Linked DNA regions of Homo sapiens: all the other regions are linked to region 1. A link is a loop called in an ENCODE intact Hi-C map of the cell type or tissue named here. Cell type or tissue: Calu3. All regions are shown on one strand.

What was found. A loop is a pair of places that touch in the nucleus more often than their neighbours do. Peaks named below come from ENCODE experiments on the same cell type or tissue, not always from the same donor. Only the 100,000 strongest peaks of a DNase experiment are listed, where the experiment ranks them.
Region 2: it touches region 1 in a loop (6-fold over the local background); 8 of 110 quality-filtered maps call a loop at or near these places.
Region 3: a loop joins it to region 1, with 3 times the contacts of the local background. A loop is called at or near these places in 2 of 110 quality-filtered maps.

Annotation. Positions count from the first base shown.
Region 1 is chr5:57,434,014-57,439,013 of GRCh38, reverse strand. All of the region lies in intron 1 of RMEL3 (enriched in melanoma 3), which reads right to left. Among named protein-coding and RNA genes, the nearest start is that of RMEL3, 41 kb to the right of the region's middle. In Calu3, no CTCF peak of the experiment used is centred here; DNase peaks (open chromatin) are centred at 2,733, 3,013 and 4,503.
Region 2 is chr5:57,335,970-57,340,969 of GRCh38, reverse strand. No RefSeq gene overlaps it. Among named protein-coding and RNA genes, the nearest start is that of RMEL3, 57 kb to the left of the region's middle. In Calu3, a CTCF peak has its summit at 2,681 (motif pointing left); a DNase peak (open chromatin) is centred at 2,659.
Region 3 is chr5:57,821,966-57,826,965 of GRCh38, reverse strand. No RefSeq gene overlaps it. Among named protein-coding and RNA genes, the nearest start is that of LINC02225, 75 kb to the left of the region's middle. In Calu3, no CTCF peak of the experiment used is centred here; DNase peaks (open chromatin) are centred at 1,655 and 2,745.

The sequences.
Region 1 (5,000 bases):
GGACATATGGCCTCATTACTGAGCATACAGCCATCAGAATGAAATCAGGGTCTGTACTAAATGAAAAGGGGATATGGATATTGGTTAGGCAACAAGCAGTCTCTGGCCATAGAAGGAAACTAAATTTCATTGAGCATCAACTCCCCGCCAGACACTTCACATAGATTTTCTCATTTGACCCTTGTAGCAATCAAGAAAGATTTAAATGTTGTTACTACATTTATACAGAAAGAAATGGGATCGAAGAGAATAAGCAACACCATTCTTCATACAGGGAAACAGATTTAAAACAGATCTAACTTCAAAACTTGAACTCTATCCATAACATCATTCAGCCTCCAAAGTTTCCTCTAAGGAAAAGTATTTTGTAAAAGTTCAAGCATCATGTGCCACGTATACCTTTAAGACTTCTGTTGTATTAATACTTGAAATTATGTCTCAGTTACTTCCCTGGAGAAAGCAACGAACTCGCTTCAATTATTTTGTAAAAATAGAAATAAAACTGCGTATCATTTCAGTTGGTAGAAGAGGAACAGTCACTGAACATATATATATCCTGGTTACTGATGTGTCCACGTTTTGAAAGCATTTCCTGGCCTTCCTCTCCAACAGTCAGGATAAACAGTCAGTAAAGGTCATTCTGCAGAAGGCCGACTGTCACCCTGAGTAATATCTATCCCTCGTGTTTCAACCCCTTTTCCTGCAGCCACAGATTGTTTATATTAAAAAGAGAAGATGATCTTTATGTTTTCTCTCTTCTTGACTCATTTTGAAAGGAGGTATGGCAGAGAACATAGAGGAATTGCATCCAAATCCTATAGCTACATTTGCATCCTGGGTCCATTCCAGAAATCTGAGTGTTAAGAGAGTGAGGAGGTGCAAAGCAAGGAAGGAAACAGAAATGCTTGAACCCCCATAAACAGGCTCTTCAGCATTGTGTTTATTCTCCTTCCTCCAGTTCATTTTCCTGCCCTAAGGAGAAGACAATCCTGATTTGCAAAAACTAGGAATAAATTGTTGTCTTTGCACTTTTTTTCTACAATGTGACCCTCGGTGCATATAGACACACACCTGGATTATAACAGGCCTTGCTTTGCAGGGCCCTTTGAATGGCAGATACAGAGGCTGAGCATTCAGGCACCCAACATATTATGACTTCTACGGCCTTTTCAAGTGACCCAGAATACTTGCTCCCCCCAGCCCCCACCAGCAACATTTCTTTTGGAAGACCAAGTCATTTATGCCACTTCCAAGATACCACAAATTACCTATGAGTATTCTTTCCTGAGAGCTGGTTTTGATTTGATAGAAAAGAGAAAATGGAAACAGCACAATGGGGACAACACAAGGGTGGGAAAAGACAGCCTGGTGGCTTCAAGATGAACTTTCTTACCTTACAAGTTTTTCTAATGGATTAATGTAGCAAAAAAAAATTTATACACTTCACACAGCTTCTCTGAAGGGAAGAGACTTTTGATGGCTTAAGAAAATGGCACAAAAAAGACTGGGGGAGATGAGGTATTTTCAAAGTACAGAATGCATAAGGGTGGTGGGGGGTAAAGGTGGCAGATGAGACATGAGAGAATAGGCATCTGACAATTGAGAAGAAGAAACTTTTGGGAGTCAAGAGGGAGAATCGAAAGGAGGCCTAAGGCTCCCCATCCACCTGCTACACAGCATCTCCTAGACCTGGCACTAAATCACAGCTTTTCCAAAGGGTGAATTTGTACTAGGGGCTACCTGGACTTCTAGCAGTGAGATGAGGGCAAAATTTAACACAAGGAAATACAGGAGGGAGTCATTTCAGGTCGGTAACATAGAGGAAATAGATTGGTTGGACTCGTTCCACCTACATTGGAGGCTCATCAGTGGGGTTTGTGTGTTTTCTACAGCAGGTGAGAGCCAGCCCTGAAAGATGATGGGAAGTCAGAGTGGAAAGACCTAACAATAGTGTTCTACAAATGTATCAAAGCTACAAAGGAACAGTATTCTCAATGTACCTTTGATATATTTCAGTGCTGTCCTAAGACCCAGGTAAGAGGGGTCCTGCCTTAGATACCCAACTGTGCCTATGACCAGTTTATATCAGTCAAGGAGCCTGCACAGCCAAGGTGAATCACATCCCCCTTTGATACCACTCTCTGGGTCCTGAAGACTCTGGAGTTTCTTGCCCAAACATCCCAAGCCTGCTTCCAGGTCTTATGTGGGCTTCCTCCCAGATGTGACCTCTTAAGAATAAACTGCACAGCTGGTGTATGCCACTTAACCCCAAGAGGCAGCTGTTTGGAGGAGGAGTGGATAGAACTGGAATGTGGGCACACAAGGCCCATTCAGGTATTGATTGGAGTTGATTCCAAGAAGGGAAATGAATGGGTCAGGTCGGAGATGCATTCTCCCACACTACACCATTGTAGTACTCCATAGAGATTTTGAGAAGTCACAATTTTAATCAGACTTTCCAGTTTATTACTAAGATATGTTTATAGTTTATTTAACATCTTTCAGCCTGACTTACAAATTTCAATATTTAGACATAGGGTACATAGGCTTCCATTTGAACTCTTTCCCTAGACCTCTCAAATTTGAAGATGGGTCCACTGTGTTTCACTAAAATCTCTCCACTCCACGATGAGGAGATCACTAGACCCAAAGGCAGGATATAGAGGGTTCTGTCTAGGTTCTGTCACTAGCAATCAGTGTGCCTGGCGGTGCCATGTGAACTCCCTCGCTTCAGAGTCCCCTTAAGGCTATTGGGCTAGAAGTTTCAGTAAGTTCCTCAGTGAACAAGGAAATCTAGGGCATAATTCACCAACAGGGAAATGGAGCAAGGAAGGGTTTTTCCAACTTTAAGGTACAACCAGAATGAATGCAGAAATAATTCCAATATCCTGCTTTTGTGCTGTACCTTTTCCATTGAGAGAACTGTTTTGAACCAAGGTCTGAATCATAAGAAGGAAATACTCCCACAGACCTACAGCTATGGAAATTCTTGCACTCCTCGACCCACATGATCACATTTTTCTGTGATTAGTACAAGGTTTCTCAGATAGGTGTTGTTTGCATTATAGAAATGCTTCCAAAATCAATAAGAAGTATTATACCTTATCTCTCTCCAGATGGGAAAAACAATAAAGAATGTTGTAAACCGTGCCTGGGAGGCTGAGAAGTGCATACATTCATGTCAAATACAAAGTGACCACAGCCCAGGACATAGCATTCATCAGACCTCACTGTAGAAGCCAGTTCTTTCAGAGGAACCAGCCCAGAGAAACCACATTACAGAAAGATAAGACTAAGAAATGATTTTGTTTTCCTTGCCACATGTTCTACTCCAAATAGGAAAGAACATCAGAGAGCTAAGATCCCATTAAAATTTATGGGAGTCTATGGTTTCCATGGGAGAACAAGCTTGATTTTATTTGAGTTATACTATAAATCTCTCATCTTTAAGTTGGAAGAAGTGCATAGAACAGAATATGGCAGAGAAGCCACAGCCCAAAGTGTAGACATAAATTATATCAAATGAGGACAAAAGGTAACTACTTGGGTGGCACAACATGTAGGGTGGTGTTATAGTCCGTAGAAATCGAAGACACTTAACTCATTGCAATAGGCATGGTCCAGACTATAATGATGGCATTAGGAATAGAAGGATGAAATGTAATGCGAGAGGGGAAAAGTCAGTGTTGTATTTGGGAAAAGAAAAAGGATGAAAAAATAATTATAAACAATGACCTTGAGTAAGTGGAAGAATGATGCCACCAACAGAAATGAAGAAGTCTGAGAGGGACCAGGAGAAATCCATTTAGACATAAGTTTGAGGTGGCAACTGGGCATCAAAGTGGAGCTGTCGGGTAGACATCTGCAAATTTGAGGCTGAAGCTGAGAAAAGAGAACATAGTTTGAGCTGTGGATTGGGAGTCATTCAAAATTTATGTCAGAGATGAAGCCACAAAAGCAACGATATGCTAAAAGGAAAAAGTTAGTAGAGCCTAAAGAACTATGGGTTAAGAACACTGTTATGGAGTGGAAACAATAAAATGGAGCCAGAAGAAACAAAAAAAAAAGAGAACGAGAGAGAAAAAATGGTACCTGGAGAGCTAGGAAGAAGAAGAGAACCAGATCAGGACAGTTATGGAGAAGAAAATTTCAAGAACAAGAGTGCAGCCAGATTTAGGTTAAGGAGAAAGAAACCTGAGAAAGTATATGGGCATCATTTAGAGGGAAAGTCAGAGCTAATACCAGGATGACACATTGAGAATAAGAGAAGAGAAATTATCAATAGCAAGCATGCACTACTCTTTTGAGAAGTTTGGCACGTCTCAAAAAAAAAGGAATAACAGCAAGGGATAAGCAGCAGGGGTTACATGAGTATGATTTTAAGGAGAAGGGAACACCAACCAAGTACCTAGCATACAGAGGTGGTGGGTCACTGAGGCCATTCTTACTCCAGGAATACCTGAATGAATGGGTTACACCACAGTCACTGGGCAAGTGCCAAATGACCCCCATCGTAGTCCAATCCTGCTTCTCTGCTGTCAGAGCTGATTAGACTTGAGTGTCTGGAATGTGCCTGGATTTTCTCAGAGAAAGGAGCAATAGAAACACAAGACATTGTGATAAGCCACACATGCATATGAAACAAAAGTTGGCCAGAGCGATTCCAAAGGTAAAGGTTGATCTTTATGGGAAATGACTCAAATGTCCCCATGGACCTATTAAAATAGGGATTTCACAGACTTGAGTACAATAGGCTATCAATATGGATTTGAGACACAGGAAATTTAATTGTGACCGCAGCTCTGCCATTTTCTTTGGGTGACTCAGGACAAGCTCCTCAACTTCTGAGTTCTAATTTTCTTAACAGAAAAAATAAATAATACCTCCCTGACCTATCATACAGTGTGTTGGGAGATAAAGATACTTTAGAAATTACAGAGGTCTCCACAAATGGGTATTTTGCTTCTTTTGTGGTACTATTGAAACAAATAAAATTGTAT
Region 2 (5,000 bases), 98 kb after region 1:
CCCTGCTTCCTTACTGAAGTCATTCTCAGGAGTAATTTAACCTGCATGAATTATTTTTGTCACATTGATACAAAGGTTAAGAATGTGGCTCTTGGGGTAAGCTTAGCTGCCTTGCTTCAAATCCCAGCTTGGACATGTACTCTATGTGTGCTTGTGGGTAAATTACTTAACCCTTCTGAGACTTAGTTTGCTCAGCTATAAAAAATGGATAATAATAATACCTCTATCATAGCTTTATTGTGAGAATTAATGAAACATTACACAAAAGGTACTTAGAATGGTAACTGGCATTTAGTAAATCACTTAATAACTATTATCTATTACTATTAGAAAAAAATCCCACAGTAAGAACTTTTTTAAAACACCTGCATTACTTTTAAGATCTAAAGTGCAAAGAGATTGTCTTTTATATTTAAAAAGCTAAAATAGGCTGGGTGCCATGGTGCACACCTGTAATCCCAATACTTTGGGAGGCCAAGGCAGGTGGATCACCTAAGGTCAGAAGTTTGAGATCAGCCTGGCCAACATGGTGAAACCTCATCTCTACTAAAAATACAAAAATTAGCCAGGCGTGGAGGTGGGCACCTGTAATCCCAGCTACTTGGGAGGCTAAAGCAAGAGAATCGCTTGAACCCAGGAGGTGGAAGTTGTGATGAGCCAAGATCGCACCACTACACTCCAGCCTGAGTGACAGAGTGAGACTCCATCAAAAAAAAAAAAAAAAAAAGCTAAAATATGCCATTTAGATTCCCAAAAGCAAAGCCACAAAGATTAGGTATATTTCTCACAAAACCCCAAGTGGGATTACTTACCAACTTCTCCAAGCCCACTTCTCTAGGGTATTTCCACTGTCTTATATTTTTTTAAGTCCATCAGGGAAGGGGAAAATATACATTTATGCTTTAAAATGCCCAGAATATCACCAAAGAAGACATGAGAAATAGGGAATGGTGGTCATATCCAGAAAGGGCAATACATTAAGAGAGTAGGAAAGAAGGAAGAGGGCTTAATTTTGACTATATATCCTTTCGTACCTTTTTAAATTTGAAACCATGAACACACATTATAAATTCATTAATAAAAATTTTTTCAAAGAATGTGAATGCTCAAGATGATACAGTGTAAAGTAAAAAATGCTAGACTAGTACCCAGGAGACCTGGACTCTATCACTTACATGTTATGAGATCATGGCGAGACACTTATTATCTTCTGGGATTTTGTAGCTGTAAAATAAAGGAATGAATGCCTCCCAAGCCACCTCACTGGGTTTATGTGAGGGTCAAATGAGATTATAGAGCTGCTTTCCAAAGTACAAAGCATTATACAAATATAAGATATCATTATTATTACTGGAACCAGGTCTTCCTTGGTTGTTTTGGCTCCTGGAATCACAAAAGAAGACTGAAAAATTTGGCTTCAAGAATCAGGAGTCGCCTAATAGAGGGAGTAGATTATATCCCTTTTCAAGTTAAAGCCCACATTATAACATCCTTCACTTCCACTCCCTAATTCCATCACCATAGAAAATAAAGTCTAGGCTGGGTGTGGTGGCTCAAACCTGGAATCCCAGCTCTTTGGGAGGCCAAGGTAGGAGGCTTGCTTGAGCCCAGAAGCTGCCCGAGCAACCTGATGAGACCTCATCTCTACAAAAAATTTTAAAAATTAGCTGGCCATGTTGGTATGCACTTGCAGTCCCAGACAAAGTACGACTCTGAAAAAAAAAAAAAAAAAACTTTGGTCTAAATCCTAATCCTCCCCCTACATGTTCAACACCAATAGATGCGATGTCACAATGTGCTATGTACCAATTAGGATAGAGGTGAAAGATCCCAGCTCTATCTGATTTCTCTAATCAGAAGAGGAAGCTGTGCAAACATTCAAAGGCAAAGAAGAATACCTCTTTGCCACTTGGCCCTGTCGATAAATAGGAAAACTCAAGATGTCAGAGAAAAGGGCAAAAGCCAAGAATGGTTTTGAACCCTCTGGGGATCAGGCCTCTGCCCCTGGAGCTGAATGTCATGTGCAGTTAGCCTCAAGCCCAGCTAACCAGCTCTCTCCAGCCTCCCAAACAGTTTCTGTTGCATTAAAAAAATCTGTTGTAAACTGGTGCTTGAGAGGCTCACCTATTAATCTTTTCTGAAAATGTCACTTTTACAGGTTTTGCTTTGTAAGAATAAATCAATATTTACTCAGCATTTATTGTGTGTAAGGTTCTTTGAAATATGTAATCTTGTTTATTCATCAAAACCTATAAGAAAGCTACTATTCACCCTGGTTTACAGTTAAGAAGCCTGAGATTCTGAGAGTCCTGCCGGAAATGCTTCATCATTGTTCTGCCAAGGTTTGAATCCAGGTATCCAGCACTAGATCCAGTGCTTCTTCTCTTCATCTTGGTACTCCAGAAATTAAATTTGCCATGGAATATCCTCAAACATTGAGACATCATATGTGAAATATTTAGCTGCAATATACAAAGAGCCACAGTAAAAGCAAAATTCACACCGTGAATCAGATACTTGAGGTTAAGGCATAAGCTTAAAATGCAGATAACCAGAGGCAGTGTGGGCAACAGTTAAACTCCACCCTGTTCTGCCCATCAGTGCTGGAGGTGATTATGGCCCCTCCTAGGGTCACTGCACACGGTTGTGCAGGTTGCATGCCAATTCACAGTATATATGAATGGTGCCCCCTACAGGTACCAGTGCACATCCTCAACAACTGTCTGCAGCAGTCCAACTTCCCTTTAGGTATCACTTGCAATTGTGACTACGAAAGGTCAAAGTCTAATTCTGTTTGGAAAGATAAACTCACCAAACTCTATATTCAGTGAATTTGCACTGTTATTCAAGGTATGTTGGAGGGAGACAAAAAAAAACTGTGGAGTTTTGCTCTTGTTGCCCAGGCTAGAGTGCAATGGCACCATCTCAGCTCACTGCAACTTCTGCCTCCCAGGTTCAAGCAATTATCTTGCCTCGGCCTCCTGATTAGCTGGGACTACAGGCATGCGCTACCACGCCCAGCTAATCTTTTGTATTTTTAGTAGAGACAGGGTTTCATCATATTGGCCAGGCTGGTCCCAAACTCCTGACCTCAGGTGATCCACCTGCTTCAGCCTCCCAAAATGTAGGGATTACAGGCATGAGCCACCACTCCCTGCCAAAAATAATTTTTAAGACTAATTTTAGCCTACAAATTATCTGTGATTTTGTTATTTTAGGTAAGTTGGAGAGGCTAACTAATAAGAGATATAGAAACAACCATCACTAAATGACGTATTCAAATGAACACTGAAGCCCAACACATCGCTTTACAAACAAATCACACTCCTTGTCCCAGACCTAGCGCTCCAAATTCCCAAAAATCAAATAAGTGTTTTTTGTTGTTGTTGTTTGTTTTGCTTTGTTTTGGGACAGAGTCTCACTCTGTCGCCCAGGCTGGAGTGCAGTAGTGTGATCTTGGCTCACTGCAACCTCCGTCTCTTGGGTTCAAGCGATTCTCCTGCCTCAGCCTCCTGAGTAGCTGGGATTACAGGCACGTGCCATCACACCTGGCCAATTTTTGTATTTTTAGTAGAGACGGGGTTTTGCCATGTTGGCCAGGCTTGTCTCAAACTCCTGACCTCAGGTGATCCGCCCACCTCGGCCTCCCAAAGTGCTGGGATTACAGGCATGAGCCACCACGCCCAGTCCAAAAATCAATGTTCTAAACTCATCCAAATCTCTGACACCCAGAGGAAGTCAGGGAATTAGGTCATCATTGTCAGGGCTTTGCATTTACCTCCCGAAATTCAGGGCTAAAGGAACTGAACCAGGGTAATTCCAATCTCTCAAACCCTACAGCAGCTAACATCTTCCATGAAAACGGGAGTATCTGGTACCCAGACATCAGGGTTCCACTGAGAAGCAGATGGCACACTTGAAATAGCATACTCTCAGGAGGATATACTTGCAAAGCTGTAGGCGTAGAGGAGCCACAGAGATAGTGCTGTAACCTGCAGTTTAATAGTTAGTAGAACTGTGACTGACTAGGCCTAAAAAGAGAGGGGAAGTTACCAAAGAAGAGACTATGCAGACACCACACCTTGAGAAGACCTGTGACCTTCCGTAGATGCACACAGAGGTTCCAGGCAACCTATCTGGCAGGGAGCCAGGGGAATCAATATTTGACCTCATTCATCCCTTCCTTCTCATCTCCTCCTGGGATTCCTTCTTCACTGGACAAACCCAGAGGATGAAGACATGGAAACACTTTGTGGGTCCATACAGGCCAGTTTTTCTGAGCAGAAAGACAGATGCAAAAAGGTGGAGAATGGGGAGGGGAGATGGAGGGACCAGGGACAAAAGGAGGCTGGCACAGCAGTTGAACTATCTTTAGAACAGAATTTGTCCCTCTTGAATTTCTTCATCTGTCTCTGAATCTCTTTTCTACCTTTATGTACATGACCTGTTAGCAGACCTTTAGAGTTAAGTACTAAGTTTATTCTGCTTTTTTTATTTTTTCAATTTTGGGGACAGAGTTCCAAAGGCATCTCACAAATTCACTCCACGCTCAAGTCATTTTTCCATCAGCATATGGCCCTTGGGAAGATCATATTTGAAAAGGGATATTTTCAAAAAGGGTATTTCAAATACTTTCAAAATGCATACTCAAAAAAGATCATATTTCTTGCCATTTGGGGAAATAGGTGTGTGTAAGTACCTTCAACTCTTCCTAAATAAAGTGCTTTGAATCTGCAGCCTGGGTCTGAGGGGCAGTCTTGTTGGTAATTCCCTCCCCAGCTTACCCAGCAGGGCCACAAGTGGTCTTGCATCGGAAGCTTGGAAGAAAACAGCAGTGATGCCCTGGGTTGAATGTTCCTACTCCACTGAATTGTTACTTGATTTCCCCCTAATTTCTTTCTAGAATTATATTTTAAGGCCTATTATTTTATTCCATCAGGACCATGAGATAAAATGTTCAATCACCCCAGCTAAGGAGAACATTCCTGGGGCAGCAGTCT
Region 3 (5,000 bases), 390 kb before region 1:
TCAAGGATGCAGAGATAGTTCTAAAGAGGTTTAAGAGTAGTAAAGGCAGGTGCAGTGGCTCATGCCTGTAATCCCAGCATTTTGGGAGGGCAAGGTGGGAGTATCACTGGAGCCCAGGAGTTCGAGACCAGCCTGAGCAACATGGTGAAACCCCATCTCTACTAAAAATACAAAAAAAAAAAAAGTTAGCCAGGCATGGTAGTGCATGCTTGTAGTCCTAGCTACTTGGGAGGCTGAGGTGGGAGGATTGCTTGAGCCAGGAGGCAAAGGTTTCAGTGAGCATGGGTGACAGAGCAAGATCCTGTCTCAAAACAAAACAAAACAAAACAAACAAACAAACAAAGAGATTAGATCAAGCTGTAAATTTGCTGTCTTAGGTAATATGAAAAGCTGCAAGTGGAGATAAGGAGCTGAAGCGATCATTCATGAACACTAACCTCTTAGCTGGGTGGAGAAAAATGGCAAGAAGCAGCTGGGTGTGGTGGCTCACGCCTGTAATTCCAGCACTTTGGGAGGCCAAGGATGGTAGATCACCTGAGGTCAGGGGTTCGAGACCAGCCTGGCCAACATGGCGTAACTCCATCTCTACTAAAAATACAAAAATTAGCCAGGGGTGGTGGCCCATACCTATAATCCCAGCTACTCAGGAGGCTGAAGTGGGAGAATCTCTTGAACCTGGGAGGCAGAGGTTGCAGTGAGCTGAGATCACACCATTGCACTTCAGTCTGGGCAACAGAGCAAGACACTGTCTCAAAAAAAAAAAAAAAAGGCTACAAGCAACCCAATTATTATCCATTTACCAAAGCATAGTAAACCCAATGTTATCCAGGATACTAATCTTGTTCAGTGTTTTATCAGCATCACAATACAATGGTTTTAAATTAAATTTAAATGCAACAAGCATTCCTATTCATGAATACCATCACCAAGCTATGAATGAAGCTAGAGATCTTCTTCAGATTGCTAGAGAAGCCAAGATAAAAGCATAGATTAGGAACACCTATAGTGACCCAGAGAGTACCACCATTTCTCAACTCTTCTCAGATAGGACTCTGGAGATGGCTTAGTGATTCTTCTCTTAATGCTATTTAGATAATGCAAAAACATGGGCCTCAACATGGAGCATCTGAAGGTGGAATATATCCAAACAACAGGCAGAGTCCTGCCTAACACAGGATTAACAAACTTGATACAGACATGGAGTTGTTCTTCTGCAGAGCTGCAACAGACAAGTTAGCTAAGTGATTGTTTGAGAGCTTCTTCTGAAATAGAAGGAAGATTCACTCATTCGTCTCTGGGCTCAGGGGAGGAAGAATTTGAACCCAAGTTTTACTAATAATCCTTCCATTTTGTTGAAAATATTGACCATTAAATGCTACATATTAAAATTGTTATCAGGAATCAACATATAGTTCAAGTCATCAAGTTTATCAGTCAAAGGGTAAAGAGAATAGGAAAGAAAGGATCAAAGAGAGACTGGAGAAGCACTACAGGAGTGGGAAATTATGGGCTGTGCAGGCTAATGAATCTGTATCAGATTCAACAACTTCCTAGCTGAATGGCCTAGAGCAAATTCCTTAACTATCGAGTTTCCTTTCTACAGTGGTCAATGGAGGCAAGACACCTATTGTAAAGAGTAGTGATGCAGAACAAATGAGATAAATTATGCTTATTGGCTGGCATGCAGAGCCAGGGTCTACCCATGTGTAAAGGAATGTGGTTGAGGAAGCAAGCAAATATGTAGTGGTTGGATTAAATATTTATATAAGTTCCTGAATGTAGAAATAGTTGTAAAATAAACCATTTCAGTAGACTCACCAGCAACTGCTTTTCTACTTTAAAAAATTACACTTTGTTATGCACTCATGAAATGTACTAAAACTATTAGCAAGACACACCCAACTGGCAGCTGCGGGAAAGAGGAATTAGGAATAAAGGCTTTTGGCTCCATGTTTTCTTCCTGAACCAGGTGTTACCATTAACAAGACATTCTCCATATTCTTTTCATCTTTGCATTTATCATGTTGAACTGATACCAAATGGAGGGGACGAATTTGTAGGAGTATGGTTTTTCCCCATGCTCTGTCCTCTCCACATCCACAGGCACCCAGATACATAGACACACACTCCACACACACAGACACACTCCTCCCCAGAGACACATATGCAATCATAGATACACATATATTCACACATACGCCCTTTTCAGACTGTCTTGACCCACACATAATCTCACTTAACTTATTAGGAGATACAAGGGTTTCTAAATGATTTCCAAAAGAATATATATACTTCTTAAAAAATTTATAGACTAAATTTTAAAAATTATTTATGATTTTCCCAAAAACCAGCTATACTTTTCTTTTTACTTGACATTAGGTTATGCTGCTTAAACAAATAGAAGATGTATCATAAGTATCATACCAGTTACTGGATTTAAATCTGATAATTTTTTTTTTTAGCTACTAAGATAGTCAACAGGAGAAAGTTCTGTTCAAAATTGAATACTTGGCAATGAATTTTAATAATAGATTGGTATCTGTATTCTATAGGTGTGCAGTACAGATTATTGTAAAGGAAAAAAAAACAATCCTGCATTTCATCTATGACCGAAGACAGGGAAAATATGACAAAGAAAGAAACAAGACAGCCTACTCTCCTTATATAGGGAGTAGAAGCAATGGAATGAGGTGGAGATGATAGTAATTGAATGAACAAGGCTACCGACAGAGTGACTCTCAGGATAGTCATGCAGACCAGGCAGCAGCCCAATGATTAGAGAGCACCACCTTGAACCACAAAGCTTTCATATTTCCATAGTGAGAAAGAATCAATATGTGGGAACAGAACTTGAAAAGACTAGTATGAAAGTGCAGAATTACAAGAGTTTTCTCAAATACATGTGTTATATTTGATCCATGACTACACAAACCTCTGAGGAAAGTCCCACCACTGCATTTGACAACCATTCTAAGTGCAGAGAAAGAAGAGATTGTTTAACATATATTTTGTAGAAAATATTGTTCCATTGACATATATGCTGTTAAGCAATGCACAGAAACATCTCCCATTAGCTCTTATTCTGTGTTCTCTCTATTCAACAATAATTTCAGTTCATACAGTGACCCTCTTCCACAATACTGTGCATCCTGCCTTGCCTAGTACATTGCTGTACACAGTTTGTTATTTAATGCCAAAAGGGGACATTTAGTTCACTTTTCTTCAGTACTTTAATTATGCTGAAGACTCCAGTGTTAATGGTGAATACAGGAAAGACTTCAACTAGGAGTGATCATATAGACCAAGTAGCAGCTATGGTCTAAAATCAACATGTTGGGAGGATTAAATGAGATAATGTCTGTGAAAGTACTTGTAAAAGGGAGCACACTAATAACTGTTATGAAGACATGGTTGGTAAATTTAATAGATGCAAATATAAATTTCTTGCATCCACATTACAATACATCCATTGTATGAACAACAGATGAGAGAGACCTGTCTGGAGAGCATTTCAACAGAAACCAGAAGTCTCACTTGGCTGGTGAAAAGGTTTAGGTAATCTGTAATTATAGGTAGGTAGATCACATCTGGGCTATCGTATTTATTTTGGGGAGCCACGTTTTAAGAGTGTTCAAGAGTGTATGATCAAACTGGACCTCACTCCTCACTCTCATAGAAGAGAGTGGCCAAGTTAAAGAGAAGTTAAAAGCTTTTATCATATGGGGCGTGGTTGAAAGAGATGGAAGTAAATAGCTGTCCTCAAACATTTGAAGAAAACAGAACTAGGATGAGGTACAAAAGGACAAAACAAAATTGAGGTGGAAGTTACATAATGGTAGAATTCAGCTCAATATAAGAGAAAACTTCTAATCATGAGAACTCTCTGAAAATATATAATAGATTGGCCCTCTCTTCCTTCATTTCTTTTTCCTCCTTCCCTTTCTCACTCCCTCTCTCCCTCCCTTCGTCCTTTCCTCCCTTCCTTTTTCACTAATTACAACACTGACCTTTTCAGAGCAGTCTCTGAGTGTCTACCACATGGTGAAAGGTACTTCCTCAGCGTGGCTGCCATGTTCTGTAGTGTGTGTTTCTATCCACTGGCCATGGCTGACTGGAACAGGAATGGCGCCAGCCAATGAGCTGGCTGAGCCTGAAATACCTGCCTAAAAGAGGCCCTCTATTCAGGATAATGGTTAATGAAGCCAAACAGATTCTCTCTATTTCCTTTTTTCTTTCTTTTTTATTTTTTTTGAGGTGGAGTCTCACTCTGTCGCCCAGGCTGGAGTGCAGCGGCATGATCTCAGCTCACTGCAGCCTCCACCTCCTGGGTTCAAGCAATTCTCCTGCTTCAGCCTCCTGAGTAGCTGGGATTACAGGTGCCTGCCACCACACCTGGCTAATTTTTGTATTTGTAGTAAAGATGAGGTTTTACCATATTGGCCAGGTTGGTCTCCGAGCTCCTGACCTCAAGTGATCCACCCTCCTCGGCCTCCCAAAATGCCGGGATTACAGGTGTGAGCCACCATGCCCGTCTGATCCTCTCTCTTTTAAAATTGGATTTTTATAGGCACATAAAAAGAATCTTCTAGTTGACAGCAGCCGGAGAAGTAGAAACAGAGAGAACAAGAGCAAGACAAGAGGAAGATAAGGAGCAAGAGAAAACCTGCAGCAACAGGGAACCAGGCAGAGGTGAAGAGTCAGGATCAATGAAAACAGGATTTAAGAAATGCTGGTTTAATATCGTATGTAGATGACAAATTAACAGTTATAGGTCTGTGTCCTGACTAGTATTCAAGGGTCTGATGTGGAGGCTTGACTGTGATGTTAGTTGTATCATCCATGGTTCCACTTATAAGATCTTTTCTTTCTCTCTAGTTTCCCATGTGTATTAATACTTAGTTCCCAGTTACAGAGGTAACAGGATCATGTTTCACGGTAAACTTTCAACTTGAAGGAGTTCTAGCACTATTACAGTATAATATGGATAAACAAAAAGAGAG